Regions from separate parts of the Mus musculus genome. Here all the other regions are linked to region 1. Evidence: chromatin loops called from intact Hi-C (ENCODE). Cell type or tissue: left cerebral cortex. All regions are shown on one strand.

The links. Hi-C counts contacts between places; a loop is a spot of excess contacts. Peaks named below come from ENCODE experiments on the same cell type or tissue, not always from the same donor. Only the 100,000 strongest peaks of a DNase experiment are listed, where the experiment ranks them.
Region 2: it touches region 1 in a loop (2.5-fold over the local background); 13 of 42 quality-filtered maps call a loop at or near these places.
Region 3: a loop joins it to region 1, with 6 times the contacts of the local background. A loop is called at or near these places in 5 of 42 quality-filtered maps.
Region 4: a loop joins it to region 1, with 2.6 times the contacts of the local background. A loop is called at or near these places in 13 of 42 quality-filtered maps.
Region 5: a loop joins it to region 1, with 8 times the contacts of the local background. A loop is called at or near these places in 19 of 42 quality-filtered maps.
Region 6: a loop joins it to region 1, with 2.8 times the contacts of the local background. A loop is called at or near these places in 5 of 42 quality-filtered maps.
Region 7: it touches region 1 in a loop (2.0-fold over the local background); 2 of 42 quality-filtered maps call a loop at or near these places.

The regions. Positions count from the first base shown.
Region 1 is chr14:79,768,268-79,772,267 of GRCm38, forward strand. Pcdh8 (protocadherin 8) reads right to left here and starts at 3,045. Exons shown (of 3, transcript NM_021543.4): 1 at 230-3,045; 2 at 1-54. The coding sequence starts at 2,854. It overlaps Gm9748 (predicted gene 9748), which reads left to right and starts at 1,641. Exons shown (of 2, transcript NR_154550.1): 1 at 1,641-1,934. In left cerebral cortex, CTCF peaks have their summits at 880, 1,574 (motif pointing right) and 3,091; DNase peaks (open chromatin) are centred at 866, 1,576, 2,300, 2,554 and 2 more places; H3K4me3 peaks cover 3,781 bases; H3K27ac peaks cover 2,027 bases.
Region 2 is chr14:79,903,012-79,907,011 of GRCm38, forward strand. All of the region lies in intron 1 of Gm6999 (a long non-coding RNA gene), which reads left to right. Among named protein-coding and RNA genes, the nearest start is that of Gm6999, 14 kb to the left of the region's middle. In left cerebral cortex, no CTCF peak of the experiment used is centred here; no DNase peak of the experiment used is centred here.
Region 3 is chr14:79,615,840-79,619,839 of GRCm38, forward strand. Sugt1 (SGT1, suppressor of G2 allele of SKP1 (S. cerevisiae)) reads left to right here. Exons shown (of 13, transcript NM_026474.6): 11 at 3,870-3,960. Among named protein-coding and RNA genes, the nearest start is that of Sugt1, 30 kb to the left of the region's middle. In left cerebral cortex, a CTCF peak has its summit at 1,745 (motif pointing right); a DNase peak (open chromatin) is centred at 1,771; H3K27ac peaks cover 247 bases.
Region 4 is chr14:79,910,740-79,914,739 of GRCm38, forward strand. The region is part of intron 1 of Gm6999 (a long non-coding RNA gene); the gene reads left to right. Among named protein-coding and RNA genes, the nearest start is that of Gm6999, 22 kb to the left of the region's middle. In left cerebral cortex, a CTCF peak has its summit at 2,088 (motif pointing left); a DNase peak (open chromatin) is centred at 2,101.
Region 5 is chr14:80,214,361-80,218,360 of GRCm38, forward strand. It overlaps the pseudogene Gm17923. Among named protein-coding and RNA genes, the nearest start is that of Gm31776, 29 kb to the right of the region's middle. In left cerebral cortex, CTCF peaks have their summits at 1,790 (motif pointing left) and 2,089 (motif pointing left); DNase peaks (open chromatin) are centred at 1,757 and 2,087.
Region 6 is chr14:80,026,868-80,030,867 of GRCm38, forward strand. No RefSeq gene overlaps it. Among named protein-coding and RNA genes, the nearest start is that of Olfm4, 29 kb to the left of the region's middle. In left cerebral cortex, no CTCF peak of the experiment used is centred here; DNase peaks (open chromatin) are centred at 1,117, 2,145, 2,750 and 3,157; H3K27ac peaks cover 1,573 bases.
Region 7 is chr14:79,653,479-79,657,478 of GRCm38, forward strand. It overlaps Cnmd (chondromodulin), which reads right to left. Exons shown (of 7, transcript NM_010701.3): 3 at 3,111-3,251. Among named protein-coding and RNA genes, the nearest start is that of Cnmd, 6.7 kb to the right of the region's middle. In left cerebral cortex, no CTCF peak of the experiment used is centred here; DNase peaks (open chromatin) are centred at 2,002 and 3,861.

The DNA.
Region 1 (4,000 bases):
TGCAACAGGGGGCGCAGCAGGCTCCTTCCCGAAGCCTGGAGAGGCACCGTAAGGCTGCAGCAGGGAATGGGGGAGGGGGGAAGGTGTGAGGGTTGGACAGGACACAAAAAAGCAAGTGCGACAGGTTAAACATCTCCCTGTGAGAGCCCACCCTTACCCCTCCGGTTTCCCTTCTCCCAGCCTGTCCGCAGAGCACGGAGGGGGGCGCCCAGCCGAAGGAAGGCCTCACCTCGGCGTGCGCGCCTCGGAGCCGCTGCTGCCCCTCGAAGTGACAGGCGCTTTCCCCAGTGGCGCTGCCGCCCTCCGAGCCCGGCACTTCGGCCGCGGCGACCGCGGGCGGGGGCGCGTCGGCCGCGGGGCTGCCAAAGGGCGCTTTGCCGCTGCCAGGGAAGGTGAGCACGTCGAACATGTTGGGCCTGGGCCCAGTTCCCCTGGCGGTTTCATCCGGGGAGCCAGGGGCCGAGGCTCCGCCGCCCGCCGCCCCGGGCCGCTCTTCCCGGAGGGCCCCCCCTTTGCGCACCTCCTTCTTGCGGCGGTTGCAGGTGGTGGCGATGGCGATGATGGCTGCAAGCAGCAGCGTGCAGCTCCCGGCTAACACGATGATGACGATCAGCGGCGTGTCCCACTGCAGCGAAGGCCCCGACGGCGCGAGGCGAGAGCCGGGTGGCCGGGAGTGCTCTGGGCTCCCGGAGCTGGCAGGCACAGCTGACCCGCCCCCGGCTGTTACCACGAAACTGACGGTTGCAGTGGTGGTGAGAGGGGGACGGCCGCCGTCGGATATGACCAGCAGGGCCTTGAACACGCGGCCAGGAGGCTCCTGCGAGAGGTCTCCAGTAAGCATGATCTCCCCCGTGTGGCGGCCTATGGAGAAGGCCTCGCGTGGCTCCTGCTGCAGCAGATCAAAGGCCAGTTCCCCGTTGGCTCCTTCGTCAGCATCCCGGGCCTGGATGCGCGCCACAGCTGTGTCCTTGGTGGAACGTCCAGGGACCGCTACTTCTAGGGAGCCATTAGCCGGCGCCGGATGCACAAGGATCGGAGAATGATCATTCTGGTCCAGCACCCGCACTTGCACCAGAGCATTGCTGGAAAGCTGAGGGGAACCGCCGTCGCTGGCCTGGACACGCACGTCAAGCTGGCGCAGAGTCTCATAGTCAAAACTACGGAGAGCGTAGATGGCTCCGGTAGCCGGGTCTACTGAGACGTAAGTGGACACGGCTTCCCCAGAGCGGCCCACTTCGGCCTCTACCAGGCGGTAGGTGACTTGACCGTTGCGACCCACGTCAGGGTCGCGGGCTGCCACTGTGGCCAGGTAGGCGCCTGGAGGGTTGTTTTCGCGGACCGACACCTCATAGACTGGCTTGGTGAAGATCGGTGCGTTGTCGTTCTCGTCCCCCACTCGCACGGTGTAGGGCCTGACGGTGCGAAGAGGGGGTGTGCCACGGTCTTCGGCCACCAGCGTCAGGTTGTACTCCGCGATGCGCTCCCGGTCCAGAGATGCAGCGGTCACCACCAGGTAGCTGCCAGCATAGGCCGGCTGCAGCCTAAAGTGCTCGTGCCCGTAGAGGGCGCAGCGCACCTGCCCGTTGGCGCCCGAGTCCCTGTCCGAGGTGCTGACCAGCGCCACTAGACTCTCGCGCGCCGCCCCCTCTGGCACCAGCGAGGTGATACCGGCTTCCTGTGTCCCGGACCCAGTCGACGAGGCCGCGTCCGCTCCTCCGAGTGCGGCGGCAGCGGCGGCGGCGGCGAAGGGCGAGGTGGCTGGAGCCCCCGGGGCGGCCAGAGGAGTGATAGAAATTTCAGGAGCGTTGTCGTTGACGTCTCGGATGCGCACGATAACCTTGCAGGTGGCTGTCCGGGGCCCTGGACCTCGGTCTTGAGCCCGCACGTCCAGCTCGTAGGTGTCCTGGCGCTCGTAGTCCACCTGCCCAGCCAAGGTGAGGCGGCCAGAGCGCGGGTCGAGCCGGAAGAGGTGGCGGGCTTCGGGAGGGGTGCGGGCGCCGAAGGTGAACACAACGTCGCCGTTGGGACCTTCGTCGGGATCGGCAGCGTCCAGGTCGAGCAGCAGCGATCCCACAGGTGCGTCCTCGGCCAATTCCACCTCTGCCACGGCACCCTGTGGGAAGGCCGGGCTGTGGTCATTGGCATCTAGCACACGCACGCTGAGGGCTGCTGTGGCGGAACGCGGCGGTCGCCCGCCATCCTGAGCCACCAGCTCCAGGCTGTAGGAGGCCTGGCTCTCGCGGTCCAACTCCTGTAGCAGCACCAGGTCCGCACACTGGGCACCGTCCGCGCGCGTCTGCAGCTCCACGCGGAAGGGGCTGTGAGGCTCGGCTAGGCGTACACTCTGCAGCCCGTTGGCACCCACGTCCTCGTCCACGGGCACCTCCAGGGGGATGCGTGTGCCTACCGGAGCGCTCTCTGAGACCTCCACCGGGATCTGGGCTCGGGGAAAGCGGGGCGCGTGGTCGTTTACATCCCTCACCTCCACCTCCACGTGCACCAGGCGGAACTGTTCCTGCGAGAAGCTGACAACATCGAAGGCCAGCACGCACTGTGGGGACGGGCCACACAGACGCTCACGGTCCAGGCCCGCATCCCCGACGGTCAGCTGCCCGTCGCCCTCGCGTACCCGGAGCAGAGAGCTGTTGAATTGCTTCATCAGGCGGAAGCTTGTGTCTCCAGACACTTTCATGTGCAGGTCTTCTGCAAGGGTTCCGATGACTGTGCCAGGGGCATCCTCTTCGAACGTGCTGTATCGGACTGTCTTGCTCTGGGCCACTGAGAGCACCCAGCAGAGACTAAATAGCTGCAAGGGGAAAAGGCAAGGGCTGCCCCAGCGCTTCGCAGGACTCATATCGCCAATCCCCAACTGCTATTCCGAAAGGCTAACCTAAAGAGTCTTCCCCGGCGTGCAGATCGGAGCGTGAGTCCCAGGCTCTGCGAGCCCCGTGCGGGAAAAGCTGCAGCTCCGGCTCGGGCTGGCTCGGAGGACGCGCAGACCCACCCTCACTCGGCGCCTCCGCCTCCTTTCCCTGGGCTGGAGCTGCGCTGGCGAGCGCCGCCTCCGTCTTTATAGCTGCCGATATGCAAATCACTGGAAGGGGCCAGCCAATGGTCGCTTAGCCACAGCGCCGCTCCTCCGCCAACCACCGACAATCCCTTTAATGTGGAAAGGCTTAGAGGAGAAAACAGGGAAGGAAAATGAGGGAATCTTTCCTTTGTTTTAAAAACTCCTGCTCCCATTTTCTGTTAGCACCTTGCTTGCAATGAGTTAGCACTGGGCTCTGAAGTAAACGAAGCTGATGATTTTTGGAAATTGGGTGCCAGGCACCCGGTCTCTTCTGCCCGCCGCTGCGGGTACTAAGCCCGAACAAGCTGGGTTTCTCTTCAGAAGCTCCGGGTCTCACATCCTACCCCCCATCCGCCCCTTTATTTTGCATTTTAAAGGCTTCAAAACTTGCTCTGGGGAGCGAGGCTCTCTGTTCGCCTCCTCCCTCAGCTTCCCACCGGTGTGGGGAATAACCTGTCGATGAAGAAGAGTGAAGGGTAGAGCAAAACTGATTTTATTCACATTTGTGTACGCAATTGTGTTTTGCTCGTGTGAGCACCGGTGCCACTTGCCTTTCAGAAAAGAGCCCTGCGATACACGTTAGTATGCATGTCACTGTTCAAATGGCTTCCTTAAGCCCTAGGTGCTAGCAGGCAAGGAAAAATAAAGTTCCAAATAGGATTTAGCATAAGCTTGAGGAGATTTGGAAAGGTTTCAAAGATCAGACTGTATCAAAGGCTTATGAAGCCCTCGTTAGTAGTGGAAATAGAATGGCGTGGCAGGCGATCCCATTGGAGGCCCCGATGTCTGTATTATTTCACTATGACAAGCTAGAGGGGGAGAGAAAGTTGAACAGTTTCCACAGTAGAGTTGGGCTAACTTGAATATAATGAGCAAACGCCACATGTCTCCATTATGCCTCTCTATTCACCCTCAATCCGTGCCATAACT
Region 2 (4,000 bases), 130 kb after region 1:
TCGCCTTCTCTAACCCCACAGGTACCACGCACATCTTTAATCGTATTTTGTAGATGGCAACCTGGGATTATTATTCTGATAGTATGGGAGGTTTGTAAATGCCAGAATGTTGGAAATTTCTATGCTGAGTACAGCGTCTCTGATGTAGGTCTTCAGGACACTCATTTCAAAGGTTCCAGGGTAGAAGAGTCTGACTCCAGACTCTTGGCTCTCTCCCCACTCCACCTCCATACTTTTCACTTCTAGATAAAGTAAGAGAACTAGAGGGCTCTCCCCAGAAAGGAATCTACCTCAATCAGCTTCTATTATCTTAACTCCCTTCTTTTGTCTGTAAGAAATAGCAAGAAAGCAAAATATCTTTCAGCAGTTGTTGGTGTTTGTCTGGAACTCAAGGTCCAGTGGCTGATGGGAAACAGAATTGAGGGACAACCACCCCTTGTCACCCCCTAGTCATCAAATCAGCTTATTCGGACCTCTTCCTACACTGGCTCAGAGTTCTCTTCCAAGTAGATACCTATACCTGTTTTAGTTTTTGACAATGGAAATGACAAATATGCTTTTCTTCATGTCTTGTGTTGGCAGCAACGTGATATTTACATGATATTTTGAAGGACTTTGGAACCATTGAAAGACAAGCTTTGGAGTGGAGTTTGACTTTATAAGTTATCCCATTCACCTCATCTTCTTGAGAGAACCCCTAAGAACATCCCTGAGTGGTGGAAAATGGAGCATGTTCAATCAAGAACAGCCAAGTACTCAGGGGACTGCTATAAATGACACCGTTAGTAAGTGCTTATCCATGACCTTACCATAGTCCGAGGTTTTGTTTTGCTAGTCAATATTCCATTGCATAGCAACCAGTGAGGACATGAAAAGTCATCCCTGGTACCTATTGGGATGTGCATGCACAGAGGAAAAAAAAATGGCAGGAACAAAGTGCCATTTCCAAAAGAGAAATAGATTTTGGTGGTTGCTATTTTTGGGGGTGGAAAAACCCAAAAGCTGAAATGCCTTTCTATGACATTTGAGAGAATCAAGTAAGAACTACAGGCTTCCTGGTGACTTCATGTTAGCCCAAGGAGCTAGTGAAGAGAACATTTGGATGTTCTTCAGTGTCCATTTCAGCATCTCCATATGTCATGGATTAGTTAGACTCAGTTGTTAGGTGGTAGTGAGAAGTGGATTTAGCATTGAGGAGAATCTTTTATTGAGGAACAAGGAGTCCTGTGGTTGATACATCAAAGAAACTGGCTTGCCTATCATTGGAATGAATGGAATGATTGTTACATCAAGTATCCCAGTCTAGGGCAAGATTGTACAGATAGCAGCTGGAGAATGACCCTCTTTCTAATGTATCTGAGGCCCATAGAGGTTAGAGGTGGCGCTAATGTTGCATCATCCGAGTCACACAGTGAAGATGGAGATAGAAGGAAGGGTATGGAAGATGCCTGGGTAAAGGAGAGATTTGGTTTTCTCCTTCCTTTTCTCTTATAAAATATTTAACTGACTGTAGTAGTCACTTTTCTTACTGTTGTAACTAAATATCTGGTAAGAAGCAACTTAAGGAGTGGTTTGGGTTTGCTCATAGTTTGGGGGTAGAGTCTACCATCGTGGGAAAGGCATGGTGGTGGAAGCGTGAAGCTTGCATGTGCAATTGAGGAGCTCAGTACATGGGGGAGTACCACTCAGATTTGAGGTAGTTTGTATGACCTCAATGAACCAAATCTAAAAACTCCTTTACAGACACACTTGGAATGGTAACTTCAAGAATCCTTCCGCAGGGTCTCACTGGCTTAGAGACTGCTGAGTGGACTAGACTTCAGAGATCAACTGCCTTTGTATCCCTAGCTCTGGGATTACAAATGTAGACCACCATGACTAGTCTATCTTGATGTGGGTTCAGTGTCCTGGACTTATGGTTGAGAGTCAAACACTTTACCAACTTCATACCCCAATTTTTAGTTTTTATTGAGGGATTTCCATTCTGCGTTCTACCATGACTATGAGAGAAAGATCTTTGGAAAGAGCGGTTCATCTACTCCTTGATTTTTATCTTTGAGCCTAGCTCTCCCTAGGTACATTTCCCCTAGAGTTCTCCCAAGCCCCTTGCGTTTTTCTACTCTGGGTGTTAAAGGGGAAGTCTGAAGGCTAAGTTATTTCAATAGGACTTTTGTAGTGTGTGCATGTGTATGTGTAGTTGCTTTGAATGATGGCTGATGGCTTGGAGAAAGGTTTCTTTCCCATTCAGATTCCTCAGTAGGGATTTGGTGTTTCTTTTCCGGTGGTAGGGCAGCAGGACGCTGTTTACAAATCACCATAGCTCCAGTTCTTAGTGTAGGCCGTTGAGCTCTGGAAGGGTTTCTCTTACTACTAGATTAACCCAGTGATCTCAGAGAACTATTGTGACATCGACTTACGGAGTGAGACTCGGACAAAATTTGCTGAGGTTGGTCCTGTGGACGGGAGTCTCTCTGTGTGTGCACATGTCAGTGGATGGATGCAAGATGCAGAAGGAACACACTGGACAGAAGTCTTTCCCAACTTGCAGCCATGAAACTTTGTAAATCATCATGAGAAAGCCATGGGAAGTCTGGCAGGAGAGCAGGGTACAGATTGCCAAGCAAGGACACAAAGCTCTATTTTCTCCCCACAATACCTGTAATGAACTGGAATGGCTGGGTGGAGCTGAAAAGCAGATTTCTTCCCTTCACTAAAGTTCCTTTTCAGCCTGGTTTGCCACAGTTTTGCAATGTGTTAGAATTTACATTCACATATTTGTTAACCATTCTTTGGTGCTCTGAAAGGCTTTTATATGTCTGGCCTCAACCTTTGCCATATGGTGTCACAAACTGTGGAATTGCAGTCAGTGGGAGGCGGGAGGCAGAGGTGGCGGTTGGGAGAGAGTTCATTGGGACACACAGGAATTCTGTCTTGATTCTTGAAAGGTCACTCCCACAAAATCCTTTGAAAGGGGTAAAAGCTCTTGTGTATCAGGCTGCTAAGTTCTGGGTCATGATTGGTGCTAATTTTTACTAGAAAGGTTAGGGGAACTTGTGGGTCACTTGCTGCAGATGTTAGATATATAATTTGATTTTTTTTTCAGGACTAGAAATCACACTATCTGAGAGCAAAGGATAGGAACTGTGATTGGCTTGGCTCAGGACAGCAGCCTCTGTATCATAGGACTTAGGATGTACAAATTTTCTGGAACCAGGAAGTACGTGCTTCAAGACAGGTGCCAACACTGCCTGAGTTGAGGTGGGATGACAGAAGACTTCGGAGCACTTGATTTCTTAAAAGTTAATCAGACTTACTTGTCCTTATATAGGACAAATTCAGAACATGAAATATCCCCCTGCATATGAGGAAACTACTCATGAGAAAAGACGTAATTAATTATTTGACTCTTTGAGGCCTTGGATGGAGTGCTGTTAAAGGGGATCTTAGTCTTGCTGCTTCATTACAGGGACAACTGAGAGAGATATAGGCTAATGACAATGTGGATGTCCTATAAATGACACAGCCAAGAGAAGCCATGAAGTCTTGGGCCATTATATACATTTCCCTCCTCCCCAGACCCATCTCTTCCTGCACAGGGACACACTTAAACTGTCACACCAGATTGTATCTTTTCCTCAAGATCTCCCACTAAAGACAGAGGCAGGTCCAGCATAGCATTCCATTATCCTGTCTGTCTCAACTGATGTTTATTGTCTCAAGCCTTCTTATGAGTAGGGATAGATCCACCTATTTATTAGTGCTGAGATTTTAGACTAACCAGTAACCTGAGAGAGACTGCTCATAGACCCAGTGACTGCAGATCTCAATGGCCTGTCCTCATTCAAGTGCATAATACATGCTTAGTATTTACTAGGTGCTGGTGACCAGCAGTGATGGAGATGGGTCAGGAACTCCCCACAAATGTATATTTGAGTACTATGCCCTGACTTACTGTGGTTTGATCAAAGTGGATACTGTCTTTATTTCTGTAGCAGAACAT
Region 3 (4,000 bases), 150 kb before region 1:
ATAATGTTTGGCATATAAATGCAGTTTGTATTTCAGGTTATGAATTTATTATTTTATTTTAGGTTTTTTTGTTTTGTTTTTGTTTTTTGTTTTGTTTTGTTTTGTTTTTTTGAGACAGGGTTTCTCTGTGTAGTCCTGGCTGTCCTGGAATTCACTTTATAGACCAGGCTGGCCTCGAACTCAGAAATCCGCCTGCCTCTGCCTCCCAAGTGCTGGGATTAAAGGTGTGTGCCATCATACCTGGCAACTGAATAACTTTGGCATAAATATACTCATACTATTTTTATCTGCTAGATTTGGTAGTTCTCCCCCTATATACACAGTGCTCAGCGATGCTTGTGGAGGAACCTGAATTGGAATTGATAGAGTGAATGTTTTGGGTTTTGTTTGTTTTATTTTTGAGACAGGATTTCTCTGTGTAGAGCTTGCTGTCCCCAAACTACCTCCATAGAACAGGCTGGTCTCAAACTCCCAGAAATCAGCTTGCTTCTGATTCCTGAGTCCTGGGATTAAAGGCTCAAGGAAGAAAACGGTCTCAAAGTTTACACTGTAGTAAATAATAACGTGGCACATACCTGTTCCAACCCTCAGGCAGGGGGATCTCTGTTAGTTGTTTGTGCTGGCCCAGGATACAAGAGCGATGCTTCTTAGGTTTTTCTTTGTTCTGAATGGAATTTAAGATTCTAAGGTTGTGTCTAAAGCAGGGCTTTTATAACCATTTTGCTTGAGAACATTTTATGTGGCCCTGGGAATATATAGATATATAATATAACTCAAGTGTTCAGTAATAATAAATTTTAAAGAAATTTTAAAGAATTTATTTTTAAATGATTATTCGGTTATATGTAGAACCTTGCCATTTACTAAAAATGAAAGAAAAGCTAAGATAGGTGATCTTTGGTTTTTGCACAAAGAATTAAACTTGGTTGTTACTTGGTGCATAGAGCATCAAGGAGATTTTTTAAGTGTTGTTTGACCTTTGTTTTTGTAACCATCAGTTCACATAAACATAGTAGAAAATGACAAGCACTTCTAGGGCCATTTCAGAAACTGTTGGAAATTCTGTCCTAATCCCAAGCCAGAATTCATTGAATGATTTATTCATGTTTATGAAATTCATGTTAGCAATTTCACAATAAAATCCCAGGATAGAATAGTTTGATACTCCTATGCCAAGGTTTGGCAGGAGGAATATAGTAAAGTCTTAGTTTTCTGTAATTAAGCCACGCTTTTGGTTTTGACTTTTTTTTTTAAAGATCACAAAAGGTGTGTCCAGCAAAATGACTGCAGTTTATTAACATACACCAGTTTTTGAATCCCAGCCAAGGGGTTTCAGGCAGCATTCAGTTAATGTTGCAGCATGGTAGCGTGTTGAGAGAGCACGCACAGGGCAGAGAGTGCATGCTGTGTGTTCAGGCTAAGGCTGCCGTGATGCTGTTCAGTGCGGTATTGGCTAGGGCTGCCCAAATGCCAGGGCTCCTTACACATTTGGCTTAGAATTAGCTTGTGGTGGTGTTACTGTTGCCAAAGCTTTGGTGGTTCCTGGATTCAGCTGCACAGCTGGATACAGGGTCGAGAGACCTACAGATAGGAGACCAGTGTTCTGACCCTCGGGTCAACATATCTTCCATATGTAATCATAAACTGCTGTGTTTTTCAAAAACAAATTGAAATTTTTTTTTTTTGTAATTATGTTTCTTTAGGGAACTAAATGGTGAAATCTTTGATCATTTCCTTTTTCAAACAGCAGAGGGAGGCAGTGTTATATGCAGTAGTGCTAGGAAGATGGGATTCAGTGGGTAAAGAGCTTGCTACACTGAGGACCCAGATTTCTAGAACCTGCATGAAATCAGGTGGGTGTGGTGGCTGTTCGTGCTTCTCAGCATCCAGGAGATAAGCACAGGAGATCCTTAGAGCAAGGTGGCTTGTCAGACTAGCTAAAATGTTGTACTCTACGTTCAGTGAGAGACCCCATCTCAGGATAGAAGGTGAATGAATGAGGGTCACATCTGATATCTTTGTACACGAATTCACACACATGCAGGTACACTCATACATGCAAATAAATAAAATGTAGACAATAATCTTCCATGGTTCTGTAAAGTGCGCTGGCATATGTAAAGCACTAAGCACACAGTGCTACTTACCCTCATAATTCAGAGTTTTATATGGGCTCTAAAAAAAGCAGAGAAGGCAATCCCTGCTACCACAGATGACATTTTAGCATGCTTCCCTTTAAACATCCAGATCTTTTGAGCAGAACTCATGCCATAGTCACCGTTGGCATTTTAGTATATGTTCCACTGAATAACCAGCTCTTTTCCAGTGTGTATGTTGTACATTGGAATGTTGTTTGCAGTCTTCAAGCAGAGTCATATGACATAGGATTTTGGTGGTCAATCAGACATACAGTGGGAGGGAAGAATATGTTGATAGCTTGGCCTTGTACAGGAAATGTTGCCCTGACTCAATCTCAACCTGCAGTAAATATTAGAATTAAGCAGTTAGAAGAGGTGAGGGAAAACCAGCTTCCTGTAAATTGCCCTCTGACCTGCACATGGTTGAATAAGGGTAGATTCCTGAGTCCGCTCACAGGTTCCTGAGATACTGCTCTAACAGCCAAGGAATTTGACTGCTTAGAATGCTCAGAAGGTTTCATCCTGAAGAGCTGCCAGAGAGCCTCAGGTCCTGAGGAAACCCTTCTCCCACCAGTCTGTGGCTCTTGCTCAGAGAAGGGAATGGATACCATGGCTGCTTAGGAGTAGTGCTGGAGCAATTGTCCTCTGAGAGAAATGAATGAATTCTCTTACACACAGAGTCCTCAGAGGTGGGCTGGTGGTATTATAATACTGAGAACTGGTGAGCCAGCACAAAACTGGTTCTTACAGATGGCTTATAGCTACTTCTCTGATATATGATCATCTCTTAAAAGCATTTTCTGTGTACTTGAGAGTAATATTTAAATTACCAAAGTTTTAAGATAATTGTGTGTTGGGGGATGCATGCATACGCATGTGAGTGAACGTGTGTGAAGGCAGGTCAACATCTGGTGTCTTCCCCATTTCCCTTTTTGAGACCTGGTCTCTCCCTGAACCTGGAGCTCAGTGATTGGCCGGCAAACCTGAGGGATCCCCTTGCTCGCACCCCAACCCACCCCATCTCTATCTTCTTCGCTTTGGGGTTGCAAGCTTCCGTGCCCAGCTTTGTACATGGGTACTGAGGGTCTGAACCCGGTCCTTAGGCCTGCGGGGCAAGCTCTTTACCAACTGAGCCATCTTCTCAAACACTTAAGGAAGTTTCACTTAAACACAAATAAGTTTGCTTATTGATGGTTACAATGAAAACATTTCTGAAACTGGGCAGATAATTCTAGAAGTATCTACCAGAGTCCTCAAGACTTAAATTTAAATTTAAATTTTAAGAGCATGTATGAATTGAAAATTAAGAATAAAAAGGAATTCATACTTCTCCCCATCTTTTGAACTTCTACGAGGTTGCCTTTCATGGTTTATGGTGTGCATGCTACTGTCTTAGTGAGTGGATTAAGTAGAACTTCAAGTTGGATCAGCTTGTGCTAAGAGATAAAGGCCTCTTTGTTCAAAGTGCACAAATGCCCAGGTTACAGTGGCTTTCAATAAATGTAAGTGCTAGTATATGGTGCTCTTCAGGTGAAACAAGGATCTTTTTAATAAGAGTAAAATTTTTATAATTCTTCAGATCTAACTTTGTATAATGTAGGCAAACTATCAAAGACACTTAATTCTTAAAAACTTTGATTAGTTATGAAAATTGCATTTTTGCTGTTTTATGTATCTTAGGTTGAGTAATGGGTTTTTTTTTTTTTTTTTTTTTTTTGCTGTTTCTTTCAGATTGAAATTAAAATGAAAAAGCCAGAGGCGGTGAGATGGGAAAAGCTAGAGGGACAAGGAGATGAGCCCACACCGAAACAGTTCACAGCAGGTTTGTACCCTGGCCTCCTGAAGTTCACGGTCATTGTGTA
Region 4 (4,000 bases), 140 kb after region 1:
CCTGACTCTCTCAGTCTCTCTAGTCCTACCTGGTACAGGTAGATGGTTTCCAGAGCTGGTTGCCGTCCTGTCCACCGCTCATTGATATGGCAAAAGTTTACCTGCTTTTGCCAGATCCTCGGGTTGACCTTTGACATAACCGCTTTCTGTATGACGTGGCCTCCATGTTTAAGGCAGGAGAAGGAACAGCCTCAGAGCTCTTCACATTAGGTTTCTCTTCCCTGTTCCTTTGTTTCCTCTCCCTTTCTCACAGCAGAGGTAACTCTGCATCCTCTCTGCCTGCTTTCTTCTTCCCTTGTCCCTCTGTCCTCTCAATACCCAAGGCTGCTTGAAAAACACAGGACATTAATTTAGTGAACTTAGAATTTCAGATAGACAGCAAACAAGCAGTAGTGTAGGTGTATCTCAAGTCCTGCATGAAGGGTATACTTCTGGTAGAGCATTTACTCAACTTATCTCGGGCTCAAATGTACCTGCATGCTCTCTCTCTCTCTCTCTCTCTCTCTCTCTCTCTCTCTCTCTCTCTCTCTCTCTCCTTCTCTTTCTCCATGTATACATGCATGTGCACATGTGTGTGTGTCCCTGTGTGTCTCTGTGTGTGTGTCTGTGTGTCTCTCTGTGTCTGTGTCTATGTATGTCTGTGTGTGTATTTAAAGTGACAACCCTACCCCTGCTTCTATTCCCCTTTCTCCTTCTCCTTTTCTACTGGGTACTTTCATTTAGCTTGATCTGCTCTGATCACTTCTGCCCCAAAACCTGAACAGACATGAATCATTCCCTTGATTCTGGCCTCTTTCAAGCCAGTACCTGCCCTACCTGCTATTCCAACTTTCTTACTTGCCTTCATCACTTAGGTTTTATAACATGACTTCCACTTTGAAAACTCAGTTTCCTTAAGAAACATCACAAGTGTTCCCCACATTCCATCTCCAGCCATCTTCATATCTAGTTAGGCTTTTTCATTAGTGTCCTGCAGACATTTTCCCCAGCGTTCCATATTCCCTAATGTCCAACAGTTAACTTTAATTGCCCTCTTGCAATTTATTCCTCTTTCTTCTCTAATTGCTTTAATTTAAATGCATCTGCATAGACCTAGTTGCTCAGCCAAGAGCCCATAGGACCACATTCAACTCTTTCTCCTCCTCCCCACCCTCCAGTGTTGCTGGTAATAGCTTCTATGTCGATTGACAGTAGCACAAATGTCTACCTGCCTGGAACGGACATGTCTTGGGGCTGTCTTCTTTATCTCCCCATCATCATATTAGATTGGGCTTCTATCACTTTGAGCTTGGATTAGAACCATTATTGGGTCAAAGGTGATACATCATTTTCCGTGTGTTTGATATGTATGCCAAATAAGCCTCAGTGAGTTTTGCCAAACTACCTTCCTGTCAGCAAGGGATAATATTGTTAATTTCATGTGAGCCTTTGCCAAGACTAAGTACTGTCTTTAAGAACAACCTTGGAGATCTGTTAGGTAAAAATATCATCTTGACGTTTTTATTGCACTGCTAATAAAGACTTTTTAAAGCTTTCAGATCATTTAGAAACTCAAAGCTGGATTGAAACTTTCGACTTCAAATCTTTCATTCTAGACCCCTTAGCATGAATAAGGTGCTCCCCAAATAGCTTCCCAAATGTTGCTTCTCTGTCCCCACTGAGTGAAAGAGTACAGAAGGAGCACTGGGTGGTAATTCCCTTGAGATTGGGACCTGTGTCCTTCTCCCGCTGTGTGGTCTATCCCAAGCCCATAGTAGATGCTCAGTGCATACAAGGATGGTGCATCGAAATGAGCTGAATGGGAATTAAGGCTTTGTCAGAGGGAATAACAAAGGCGTATCAAGAAAAGAAATCACCTACGGATGACTGATGGTGTGCCAGAGTCATCCCAGGGCCCAAGGTTCAGAAGTGACTGTCTTCCATGATGCTTCCCATATGTATAAGATGTGCTAGAAAAGTAGATTATTTAGGACAATTAAAAATGCACACATGGTCGTCATATGTGCCAATTTTGCCCAGACCCAATTTAACAGCTCCCAGTATCACCTACACAGGGTGTCTCTTGGCATCATCCCTGCGGCACCCTCTAGTGGCCACTGGATATTGCACATCTGTCAAAGAAAGCTTTTCATCTTGAAATCCCCAAACATGCAAATCCTACAATATCACAAAGCATTAACTCTGTTCGTCTGCTTTTCCCTGGGCAAGACGCTTATTCCCTATATGTCTCTTCAAGGTCTCAATCCATTGTGGAGGAGGCTTGACAGAAGCCCAAAATCCTCCTCTTTTTTCTTAGGGCACAGAGACTTAATTGCATATCAGGTTTCAGCAACAACCTACATTCCATAGGGAGACCTGTGAATTCTGTTCTGATAAGGACCCTGAGTTCTGTGGATGGTTTAGAGTCTGTGTGATAAGACTACCAATTGGCATCATGTTACATGTCTGCATTAACTGCAGGAGAGGGGTACACACAGACATTCAAAATGGTGGGGTTGTAGCGCGCGGTTGTGACTCTAGGAAAAGAAAGAACACACTCCACACTCCCGTAAGCAGGATCTTTGTCTTCTGAGTCTGCTCCCATTTTTAGGTTGACTGACTCTCATGGTTCAGGCTCATTTTTCTTGAGGGGGAAAAAAAAGCAACACCCTGAAATATTGAGAGAGTCTTTCCCTAAACTCCAAGTCTCTCTGCAGCACAGCCCATGTTCAGACTGTCAGTCTGATGCCCAGGTTGTCATTTTCTTCCTGCTGCTCCCCTCCCTAGAGCCTGGTGGAGTCTCCTTGAGGCAGCTGAAGGAGTGACAGGTAGATATGCTGCAGAGGTGGGCTGTTTAAGGCAGTCACATGAGGTGTGGAAAATGTGATTTATAGGTTTTTTTTCTCCCCCCAGGGGAAAATAGATTTCATTATTTTCCACCTCAGGTAAGGGGTAAACCTCTGGGCTTGACCTTGGAAGGTTGTTCAGCTATAACAGTGTGGCTGAAATGCTGATATAGACTAAAACCTCATTAAATCAATATTGGTTATCCAAAATCATGCTTGATTGGATGCAACTGCTTTTCCTCAGCTGCCTGATGTCCCACTCTTTATTGGGCAAAAATATGAGATGCTCTAAAGTGAGTTAAGCTGTTGAGATTTTCTGGTCCTTAGAGCTTCAAATTAATAAGGTTTTATTATTTTGCAAATTGAAGACAGTTCTAAAACACCAAGTCCAATATTGATTATAATCTACTACTGTCACATGTATGTTTATTAATAAAAGAGTCCTGTCTGTTCCAGTAAAAAAGTCATGCATTTTCTCTTCCTGTTTATGCAGGTGTATAGGGCTTATTGGAATAAATAAACTTATTGGTCCCTAGGCAAATGGAACCTATGTAAATAAACAACCAATGGCTAATTATCCATGGCAACGGGCAACTGGGACAGCACATTGATGTGCTCCACTATCAATCTTCAAACCTTCCTTTAGCCAGAGAGAGGCCAGCATGCAGGAACTGGGAAGAGATAGAAAATCCAAATTCATACTGGACCATGTCATCCTCCATCTTTGCCCCCCAAACCAGTGGTTAGAGAGAATCGTACCTGTCATTTGGATTTTCAGTGAAGGGTTTCAAAGTGCCTCAGATGGGATTATGTAGATAGTTAGACCTGGGGTGCATGCGTAAGTAAATAAACAGCAGGTGCTAGTTGGCACAAAGACCTCAGAATATTCTGATGGTGCCCAAGAGGGTGCAGATTGCCAGGAAGTTGGGCATATTGGGGTCTCCCGGTGGGGGCAGTTCTTCATATTGCTATGCTTATGGTTCATCAACTAAAGCATTGACAGGGTGAATTGAGGTAGGCCTCAGATTAAATATCTCTTCCATGTCACTGTCACCTTTTTCATCTTTTCTTTGCTCTTCTGGAGGTCAGGAAAGCACCCATTGATTATGTCTTTTACAAGTCTCTTTTCCCCTAAATCCTTCCAAATATTCAGATCTCCTCCCTGGAGAATGGGA
Region 5 (4,000 bases), 450 kb after region 1:
ATGCCATTCCAACATGGACGATAACGGGGTGGGAAGTTGTACATTGTAATATACTTATCTTAAGTGGTAAAAGCCAGGGGTAGCTATGCCTCCAAGGAAGAGAGTTCCTTAGTAGAGAGTAAACAGCTCGTGGATTCCATAGTATTATGATCAATGCGCGAAATGCACACATTACAAAAGCAAATCAGATGTACCGGTATGTGAAAACTTATAAAGAGATTTTAATGACTCCTGTACAACAACCTTGGGCATTGTTCATTTCTCCAGGTCTTTATGTGACTCAAAGACCCAGAGATGCAGAGGACTGGCCCAAGAAGGTATCCACTTTTCTACTTTTCCTCTATACTCCCTCCTACCTACTCAGTGGAGTTCTACAGAGGTAAAGACTGGGGTGAGGAAAGTGATTATGTCAGCAGAGCATTTAGTGTGCTTAGCAGGGCAAGTGTCTTCTGGGCTTTGAAAGGACGAGAAGTCTGAGCACAGAATCTAGGATTTTTTTTTTTTTTTTTTTTTTTTTTTTTGGAGCAAAATTGTGTGTGTGTGCGCGCTGTTTGTTTGAGTTTTGAATTTTTCCACTGCAAGGAGTTAGACTTGTATTTGTGTTGGTTCTGTGACTTGAGCTTTGAGTTTTGCATCAAAATTGTTGATTTTCTCCTGGGAGGAGGAGGAGGAAGATCCTGGCACAGCCATTGGCGATCTAGAGGACCATGTTCAGCTTGATCTCAGCACAGAACATCCAGTCAGTCCCACCTGGTGAAGCAGTTCAACTCTCTGCTCTAGGTATGAAAGGACAGAGGGTGGGTGACTGGGACACAGACCTGAACCTGGAGTGTCTGTGCAGTCAGGCCCCATAATGTACACTGGCCTTCCATGTAATGAGCTCTTATACAAGGAGGGGTAAGGAATGTAAACGACCCTTCCACTGACATTCTCTGGGCTCAAAATCTGATGGAGAGAACTCTGTAGGCACAAGCATACCCTTCTAGGTGCCTATGATGAGGGTGTGGGTGCTAATGAGCCACAGAACATGTGCCTAGCCAAGCATCACAGTCCCTTCTGCATGGAGCTGTAGAGGCACAAGGACACACCCATTGTCAATCTGGTTCAGCTACATGAGCTGGAACTGCCTAGCCAGGCTGCCGACAGCCTGGAGTTGGCAGTCCAGGTCAGAGGTTGCTAGCTTCCTTCTTCTACCTCAGCCCCCTGATTGTTTGTGCTAGATGACAATGACCACAGCCCAGTCCTTATCAGGGTACCTTGACTGAAGTGGAATTGACTGATCATGCACCAGAGTCATCGCTGCCGCTAGATCCGGGTGATGATAAATTCTGACGAGGATTCCAGGAACAAAGGTGATCACCCTTGTTGCACACATCCCGCTCGAAGTCTGCCATACTTTCTGGCTCTCCCTGTGCTCTGGCAGCCCCATCTTCAAGCACCAGTCTATCTACAAGCCTGGACATGGGCCCTGGATTGACACCCACAAGGTCATCGTGAACATGCTGCTTGTCAGTGCTCTTGAAGTGATTATCATTTTCTCCGACATCCCCCAAGTGTCCCCGAAGAGGTGATCGACCTTGTTAGAAAGGCCCAGGACACTGGAAGTCTGAGTTACCTTGCTGTCTTGAAGGGTGGAGCATTTTCCAACTTGTTGGAGCTGGTCAGCACCTCGGACAGAGACCTGGGCATCAACAGGCTCGAGAACAGTGCCCTCTAGTCTCAAGACCAATTCAAGCTGCAGCCAGCCAGTGTCACCTAGTGGTAGCACAGTGCCATTGGCCAGTGAGAGCCTCTGAGGATTATCTGACATTGGTGGAGGAGAGCTGTGGGGTTCCGGACTATGCTACTGGACAAAATGACAAAGCATAAGGTGTCAGTGTGAAAGAATAACCCTTCCGACATCTCTCTGGCCCCACTAGTCACCCAAGACTTGATTCTGAGCCTCTGTGGCCAGGTCACCTTCTGGCAGCTGAAAGCTGAGGCTGGCCACAGCAAGGTCTTGTGCTCCCTCTCCCATCCCCCAGCAAGGTCAACTTTTGTTTATTCTGCGCTGCTACACTGCTATTCTGCTATAAATGCCAGTGGATCAGGCGCCACCTGGTGGGAAAGTTGTGTTGGTCTCAGCTGTGCAGAAGCAATAAGAAGAACTGGGTGATAGGGCACAGGTTTGGAAGTAGAGAGGCAACTGGATTCCTTATTAGTGGTTGGATGCTTTGGCTAATGGCCGAAGCTTTCTGCTAGTGGCCATCTCAGTGTAACGTGTTTTACACAAAGGAATGAGTGCAGCCCAAACCAACAGCAAGCAAGAGGTACCTGAAGTCTCAGAGATTTTAGGAGCTGATTCTGAGGGCCTCAATTCAAACTCTTATGAAATCGTGGCCTCTTTTATTTTGTCAGAATTCTAGGAAAAGTGACATTACATGATATTCTAGTGTGGGGACAGTGAACAGCTTTTATGCCCCTTTCTTCTGGACGGACTGGGTCCCACCTACCATTGGGGAGAACACTCAGCTCTCTACTAGATGTCACAAACATTTAATCAATTTTCATGCCAGGAGGCCTTACACCAATTCAGTGCCTGGCCGTTTGGGACTTCAAATGTCTAATAGGTAGGTGTTGAGGGAGATCTCTTCAGACGATGACAGGAAGCCCAAGGGTAACGTTGATGGGAGTCGATGTCTGCCTTTGCTGCTCCTTTGCCTACGGTAACTCCTCTGGGTCTAGTTTTAACACAAACCCCCTTTAGAGTCAGCTCCTGATGATGCACTCTTGATGAGGGAAGCAGAGCCTGTTCTGTCAGTCTCCTTATCTGAGGGTAAAATGTTAGTGACTGCTGCTCTGCTCTTTATAAATTGAGTTCAATCGTAGTTCCTTCCCACTCCCCATCCCTTTACAGAGAGGATAAATCTGCCTCAAGTTTAAGGTAATTTCTGAATATTTATCGTTGCAGCTGAGCAATGCGCGTGACATTTTGTACATATTTTATGGATAACAAAGTAATTCTTTTCGCTTTCAGGACACATCTGAATCCAGATGGATTTAGTGTGAAGGACAGTGGAGAAGGAGACAGTAAATTGAGTGACAGTAGTTTGGATACCAATAGAGAGGGAGCCAAAAAAAAAAAAAAAGCAACCTTTCAGATGACTGTAAATAAGTACAAACCCATGTCTTTGAACACCCTGATCTCAAAGTCATCATCATATTTATATTCCAGGCAGGAAAAAAAATAGATATGTTGTCCCCCAAATACAGAGCGTGTCCAAGTCATTTGAGAATGCTATGACAAGATGGCCTAGGTTGAGCAGCTTGAGCCAGCAATGTCTATTGACTGATAGATAAATTTCACATAGGGCTAGATTTTAGTTGCTAGAAACACGTATATGGCTTTGCTCGACTTAACTCTGTTTGAAGATTGCTGCAGACAGATAGCCTAATACTACCAGTTAATCCACTGGCTCTGCTATTTTGAGGTCTTCTCTCTTGCCAACACATTTTTTTGATAGTCAAGTTCTTTTTTTTATTTTTTATTAGGTATTTATTTTATTTACATTTCCAATGCTATCCCAGAAGTTCCCCCACACGCTCCCTCCCCCACCCACCCACTCCCACTTCTTGGCCCTGGCATTCCCCTGTACTGAGGCATATAAAGTTTGCACGACCAATGGGCCTCTCTTTCCACTGATGGCCGACTAGGCCATCTTCTGATTCATATGCAGCTAGAGACCTGAGCTCTGGGGGGTACTGGTTAGTTCATACTGTTGTTCCACCTATAGGATTGCAGATCCCTTTAGCTCCTTGGGTACTTTCTCTAGCTCCTCCATTGGGGGCCCTGTGGTCCATCCAATAGCTGACTGTGAGCATCCACTTCTGTGTTTACTAGGTCCCAGCATAGTCTCACAAGAGACAGCTATATCTGGGTCCTTTCAGCAAAATCTTGCTAGTGTATGCAATGGTGTCAGTGTTTGGAAGCTGATTATGGGATGGATCCCCGGATATGGCA
Region 6 (4,000 bases), 260 kb after region 1:
CTCTCCTCTCCTCTCCTCTCCTCTCCTCTCCTCTCCTCTCCTCTCCTCTCCTCTCCTCTCCTCTCCTCTCCTCTCCTCTCCTTTCCTTCCTTCTTTTTAAAATTCCCACTTTAACTTTCTTGGAAATAATAAGCAAACATTAGGCATATGACTTTGACTGCATGTCCATGGTGCACTGTGAAATGCTCAATGCTTTTAAGCTTATTAACATGCCCATTGTCCCGTATAAAGACTAAATTTATTTCCTTTTACTTGGCTTCTGTCAACCAACTGCATTGCTTTTGAAATGTAGGCAATAATTCTCTTGATGCATTTTTAGGACTGGAGATTAAACTCGTGGCCTTAAGCATGCTAGGCAGCAAAACCTCTACAATTGTGATGTGCCACCAACCTTCGATAATGTTTTTATATAGCTATTATTGGTACTTACTCTAACTTTCACTAGAGTGACTATTATCAGCTATCATTTTATTTTAAGGATAGAAACAACTTCTTTAAGTGGAGTTCTGCTGATTCTGTTAACCAAGCCTGATTAATTCAATGGTGCTATGTCTGAATACCTGGTAAGACAGCTTAAGGGAGAAAAAGTTATTTTGTTCACAGTTTGAGATGATATAGTCCAATATGACAGGAAAGGCATGGTGGGGTGGCTCTGTGATAGCCTTAGTGTCTGACCATAATTATCTTGCATCTCACTAGGCCAAGAAGCAGAGAGAAATCTTTAGAAAATGGGTTCCAGCCTCCCCTACTACTGTTTCTGTTGTTTGATAACATACTATGACCAAAACCAACTTGAGTTTACTCAGTTTATTTCAGCTTATGATGATAGACAGTCATTGAGGGTAACCTAAGCAGACATGCAAGACAGGTGCTTGAGGTAGAATTCATGAAGAAACATTGCTTACTGGCTCATTCTCACTTTAATGCTCACCCAGCCTTCTTACATATGCCAGGGCTCACTAACTAGGGATGGTGTTGCCCATGGTGGGCAGATCCTTCCTACATCAATAAACAATCAAGAAAATGCTCCCACAGATATGCCACAGGCCAATCTGATGTAAGTAATACCCCAGTTAGTATTCCCTCAGATAACTCTAGACTGTGTCAATTTGAAAGCTGAAGCTAACTAGGAGAACCTCTAAGGCCTGCCCCATAGTGACCCACTTTCTCCGCTATGCCCCACTTGCCAAAGGTTTCATAACCTTCTGATACAATGCCAGTATCTGGGGACCAAGTATTCAAACACACGAGCCTGTAGGGAACATTTTACATTCAAACCATAACGAATGGCTTGGCACAGCTGCATGCTTTTTCTCCCTCAGTTCAGTGGTGCCAATTTCACTATTTTATTCTTATTAGTATTTCTTTTAACTTCTTCCTCATGACCCAAACCTTTTCTTCTCTACTTCATGTCCCACTTGTGTGTGTGTGTGTGTGTGTGTGTGTGTGTGTTTTCAGGTGCCACCAGGACTTATTTTCTCTCATTCAAAATGATTCTCTTCTAAGCAGTGACTTTAGGACTCAAGCTTATTCCATGTAACTTCTAAGGTCACTGTGGCTATTTATACAAAGCAGCTAGATAGGAAAGTGATATGAAGCATCTTATGTGAAAGGTGGGCTCAGCTCTGATCTGAAAGCAATGTATATCATTCCTATCTGTATCCATTAGCACGGGGCCACAGCTAGCTGCAAAGCAGGGTGGGAAATGTACAATGTACTGGGGACACAGCAGAAAGAAAAATGGCTTTGGAGTAGCCAGTCAGTCTGCTTTACCACTGAAGGTATTACAAAGAAAGGAGATAATTCAAAGACTTGCTCCAGAAGTTCTAGGGAAGGTTAGAGGCGTAGCAACCACATACTATCATTTAACATTTGGCTTCAAGGTCATATTGTGCCTACAATCCAGAAACCAAGAACCTGCATCTGCTACTAGGTGGCATCCCTGAACCCCTCCAAACTTGTAAGAGACAATGGAGCCGAGAGTCCGTCTGCTGCAGACAGTCAGCTCTGCGATGCTCACTGCGTACCCTGTTCCCGAAGAAATCTTTGCCTTCCAAATCTAACGGAAGTGGATTTTGTTGACTGAGTCTAAAGTATCCACAGAAAAAGATCTCCAGAGAACACACAGAAATAGTTTCCTTCTTTCTTTTTAAATAGCACACACGCTAACAGGCATCCTGTGGCTGTGTCATACATACTTAGTTTTGGTGGCTGCACCTTTTCCCCTATGTGTTCTTGAAATGATCCCTTTCCTTGTGATAAAGAGAAGATGACAGGAGAGGCGGGGAATTGATGTTAATGCCACTACTTTGGCTGTTACTGATGCTCCCATTTTGTCTTAGGGGAATGTTTTTCTCAGCACCCGTAATTTATCTTCTGGACATGCCTGACTACAAATGCTTCTCAATTTGTGTTGGGGCTTGTTTTAGATAGGCTTACAGTTGGTTTTAAAACATCAAGTTAAAAAAAATGCATTGAACACCTCCAACCTCCCCAACCTTAGAGCTTAGCAACATAGTACACTATGGAATACTGTCCTCTGCCCCCCCCCCCCATGTTTGTCTGACTGGCTTGGAGCTAGCTGTATGTGGCTGTTATTGCCCAGCACCTCGAGAGTATTGTGCTGAATATAGCTAGCCTGGGAAATGATCCAAATTCAAAATGTGAAGTATGATTTCTGAGGAATTTGTATTGCTTTTGCACCATCATGAAGTTGAAACATTTTAACTCAAAGCCATCTGTGTATGTGTGTATAAATATAGACTTAAATATATATTACATAAATATATGTTTTTGTATATTTAATCGTCACACTCCAGTGATAGCTTTGTCTGATACCAACATAGCGAGGAGAGTCTCTTTCAATAGTGATGACTCCCAGTGACCTTTGGAAGAGGAGCTAGCTTTTACAACTTTACAGCCCCTCTGTTAGACTTCACTAGAGATGAACTTCTCTGGGTAGTGAGTCATTCTTATGTCACCCACCCTGTCTTAGGAGGTATCCAGACTTCAAGTCTCCTCTACCTTTGGGTAACAATATTTTCTATATTTAAAATCATCCAGAATCTTCCAGAATTTGGAGTATCCCAATCCATTGTCTTGGTTCTTCCCTTGTCTGGTCAATGGGATCATTGGTTGACAAGCTGCTGCTCTTGGGAGGTTTTCCCAGAATCCTGAGGTAGCATCACATTTGGAGAGCACCCAGGCTTTCAGCAAGCTCTACCTCCACAAGAAGAGTCCAGGCGGGTCGTGGAAGCTCTGTACCTTTCAGTCTTTCTTTTCACAAAGAACCTTACTGAAACTCAGGAGATAGGTTCCCTACCCAGAGCTGAGAGGTCAGCAAAGGAAGGCAGAACTGCCTAGGAGAAGGAGAAATTCCAGCAGTCTATGCTCAGAGAAGTTAATTCGGGAAGAAAATTTCTAGTAAGCAGTGGTCTAGTCTTGTTGAATAAAACATCCAAGGGGCTTTTCCTCTCCCAACAGCAAAAGCAACTACAGCATTCTGGTAGCAAGAACACATTTGTTCTTCTTAAATGTTGTTTTGTAACAACAACAACAACAACAACAACAACAACAACAAAAATCAGCCTGTTGCTGGCACCTGAGCTTGACATTGTCTTCCTTGCCAATCCTGTACGAGGCACTCTGTGCATGCATGAGACTATGTATCCCTGGCTGCATCACATTTCTTCATTTAAGCAGATGGAGAAACAGCTATTTGAATGAATGGGGCATGAGGCCAGAGAAGGTATAACCAGCTGCAAACAAACCAGTAAACATGGTAGTTATACATCTGATCTGGTAAGTTGTTCAACAGTGAAATGGCTAATGGCACTGGTATTTAAATGGCCATTAGTAGGCTCTGGGTTCTGTGTACCCAATTAAGAAGTATCCTGGAAGCTCTTTCCTGGTGGTGTCTGCTGTTATTTGGCTGTAGACCTGGCCAGCAGCAGACCTCAGGTCTGCGGGACTGTCACTGCCTGCAGGGAAAGAAACTTCA
Region 7 (4,000 bases), 110 kb before region 1:
AATTAGGTTTTTTTTTTTTTTTTTTGAGACAGAATCTTAGACTTGTCTCAAACTCACAAGTCTATTCCCGCTTCCCAAGTTCCGGGTTGGCAGACATGCGTAGCTATGCCCATCAAGGCCTCAGTACTGATGCCTACTGTTTGAGAAAAACTCCTAACTGTCAAAGAACACTTGTGACCACCTGCACTGTGGGTGTGCGAGGCACTGACCTAGATGCACTTGGCTTTATTGATGTCCGCTCATGCATCTGGCAGAGCATGCACATATGAAATCCATATTTCATTATAAATTACCCTCATTTTATTGTTCCTTTACATTATAGTTGAGGGTTATATTGATTTTTTTTAAATCAATAACCTACCTACTTTCAAGGTAGGTTCATGCTGTAGGTTTTTTCCCCCTTTAGCTTTTAAATCACAAATTTCAGATATCCACATATTAAAAGAATTGTTTTCTGAAAACCATGATATCCAAATGTGCTCACCACTGCTGTCTGTTGTTGGTTTCTACTTCTGTTCCTGAAATACGGTTTCAGGTCTGAGGAACTTGGCTTTCACCAACAACATGGATGCTTGTCAGGGTATAATCTTTTAGAATACAAACCACGAGCTGTGAATCAACCCTTGCTTGCTTGTTTGTCTCAGGGCACAAAGTTTGGGGCACTTGTTTTTCTGTTGTTGTTGTTGTTGTTGTTTGTTTGTTTTTCAGGGTTCCTCTCTCTTACGGTGTCTGTTCTCTGTTGGACTGTGTTAAAATACTGGGGTCCCAGGTATCAACTTACAGGTAGAACCTTCCATGATCTAGCCCCCACCTGCATCTCCATCAATCTCCGCCCCTGTCCTTGATGTAGTTGACCGCATTGAGAGGGGGACTGTGAATCCTCTTGTAGTATCCTTTCCAGCTCTCCCTGTTAAAGTTCAAACGATTTCTCGAAAGGGTTGGGACTGTAGCTGAGTGGAAGGGTGATAGCTTAACACAAGAAAGCCCCTTGGTTCAGTTCCCAGCACCACAAATCATTCCAGGCCATTATTCAATTACCGCGTCCTCACCTCTGCCATGCCTGTGCAAAGCCTCTAATTGGCAGCGATGCCTTTCTGTGTGGGGCACACTTTGCCCATAGCTTATCATGACACATTTAGGGGCTGACCTCAAGCCATTTCTGTGTGCATGTCTTCCTTCTAGACCGGACCAGAAGGTCTTTGAAGGATAAACGTCGGTCACCTTCCACCCCTTGTGCTTAGCGTCATCCCTCCACACAGTGAGCCTCACTCAACACTTCCTGCGTTTGACTGATGGTTTAAAATAGAGGCAAAAGTAATAGAAGATGACCACAGAGTCTGATTCATGTCTTTTCAAAAGGCCAGGCTTGTTTAAACCCATAGCAGGTACTATCCATCAAAGAAATGTTCCACTCACCAGTTCTGACTTAGAGAAATGTAGAAGCTATCAAAGAGAATTGATCAGCTTATGAAATATTTGTGGCCCTGTTCGTCTATGAGGACAAAACACAATCAATACCATTATTAGAAAGAAGCAAAGGATTATAAAACAGATATATAGGTTTGGGATTAAAATATTTTCAGAGGATATTCTTGACACATCAACCTCCCAAGAGTGAGGGGCCTTTTGTAATTCATCCTCAAAACCCCCTTTGCATATTCTGAGATTGTGGGCACATCACAGGTACTCAGTTTTGTTCTGGATTGAAGGATGTGTACACAGGAGCCACATTTTATTAGTTTATATTGAGTAGTACAGAGAAAAGAAATGTTTTTCCCTGTCCTGGGTTTTGCAGTAAAAGCATTTAATAGGTTCAGAGAAATTACACTTGTGCACAGACCAGAACCATTTGCAATCTGATGACCACACAAAGTGCAGCTGGGCACACTCAGGGCTTCAGAGCCTGTCCCCAGGTCAGGGCCCTTTGTGAACACAGCCAGGCTTCACTGGCATCGATAGTCAGCATCTCAGATCACTAATGCTAGCATCTGCTGGGAATTCAAAAGGACTTGTGACGCGTGTTTTGGCTCCCACGAGAGGAGAGTGCTTTCCTATCAATGAAAAGCTTCTTTCGTTTTTCTCATAAATCAGAGGAAGATGGGTTGATGAGATGTTTGTAGACCAATGAACTATCCAAAGAGACATTATTTCCAAGAGCCCTCCTTCGCTATGAAGCTTCGCCCACATCGTCTGCCGATTTAGCAGAAGAACCCAAACACAAGTGCTTCGTCCTGTCAGCCAATGGGAAGTGTAGGCCAAGTCAGCACATGCACACTGAAGCATCAACCAAGAGCCCAGTGTCTCAAACTGCCTCTCAATTAAATTTTGCTCAAAACAAAAAGGGACTCAAATGTTTCTTTTGTAATAGGCCATGCCAGAAAACATGGCTTATGATAGGCATCCACCCATGCTTATTTTCTGGATTAAATGGAAATTAGAAAAATATGGATGTAGAAACTACTGTTGACAAACCACCCAGTCATTAAAATGTCTCTATTCTCTAGAAATCCAAAGTTTTGCCCTTGCTGTTGAAGACTGTTTGAGCACTCTACATGTCAAGTTATAGAGTATCGCCTGGTTCTCACTGGCCCTTCTCAAAGACTTTGTGCAATGTCAAGAAGCGTCGGTTCTTGGCAATGACATTATATTTTCCCATTTGAAACAATAAAGCTTTATTTTTGACTTCTAAGTCCACATATTTTCTAGAAGTAAACTCACTTCCAAACTTTTGTTTTGGCTTGGAGATGGGAATCGCATGTTGCTCCGTCTGCTTCAAACTCCAGGGCTCAAGTAATGTCCTCCTGTGCCTTCCTGCCTGACACCTGGGCCTACCGCACCCGAAGGGCTTTGTTATTTTGTATATTTGCCGGTATTTCCTCTTCATTGCAAGAAGATGGAGGACAAAGCAAGACCCTTTCTCAAGGAGCAGAAGCTACACAAGGCAGGTGGGTTGCTGGCCGAGAAGCTGCTGTTGAGAACAGTAACCACTGCGTGCGTGTGTGCGTGCGTGCGTGCGTGCGTGTGTGCGTGCGTGCGTGGCTGCTTCTCCTCGGACTGGAAAAGCCAGGGCTTCACCTGTTAGACTCTGCAAATGCGTGAAGTGTACTTACATTTTTAAAATCGTTGACTTCAATTGCTTCTTCCGCTCCGCTTCCCATTTTAAAGGTCTCCAAGTTGTTCACAGCATCTATTTCCATTGACCCATCTTGTAGTTTCCCATTGATACTCATACTGTAATGAACATTGTAAATCTAGAGGAGAACAAGAGTCTTTGGTACCTTCTTCCTTTCAGCAATTTGGGGCTTATCTTTAGGTCCACAATATGTGAGGATGATCCCATCTTTTTCATAGATACAGAAAAATAGCATTAATAGGAATACTTTCATTTGAGGAATCTATCCATATACCAGTCAGCTAGTACAATGATTTCTGGTGTGTGTGTGTGTGTGTGTGTGTGTGTGTGTGTGTGTGTGTGTGTGTCTATGTAAGCCAGAGGTTAATGTCAGCTCTCTTCCTTCATTGTTAACCACCTTACTTTTTTGAGACACTGTGTCTCACTGAACCTAGATGGACCAATTCAACTAGACTGGCTGGCCCCTGAAAGCCTGTCTTGTACTCCCCCGTAATAGGATTACAATGTGGCTTCAGTACCTGAAGTTTGCATGGCGAGTACTTTAGCAAGGGAGCCATCTCCTTAGCCTGATTGTTTTAAAATACTAAGTAAAATATTCAGTAGTGCTTGATAGCTACTTAAAGAGCTCAAGGACTTGGATCTCGGCTACCCATCAGAAGCAACTAGGGACCATATCTGGACCAATTAAAGCTCAACTGTGAAGTTGAGTTTTCTAAAGTTTAATTCTATTTGTAGCTGGACTGAGAACCACCCACAGATAGATGGAAAGGCATTTGGCTGAAACACTGGCATCTTTGCTTAAAGGCTGATTTTTGAAATTCATCAGTCAAGGTGACGTGTGGGGTAGCATACGGTAAGGATTACAGA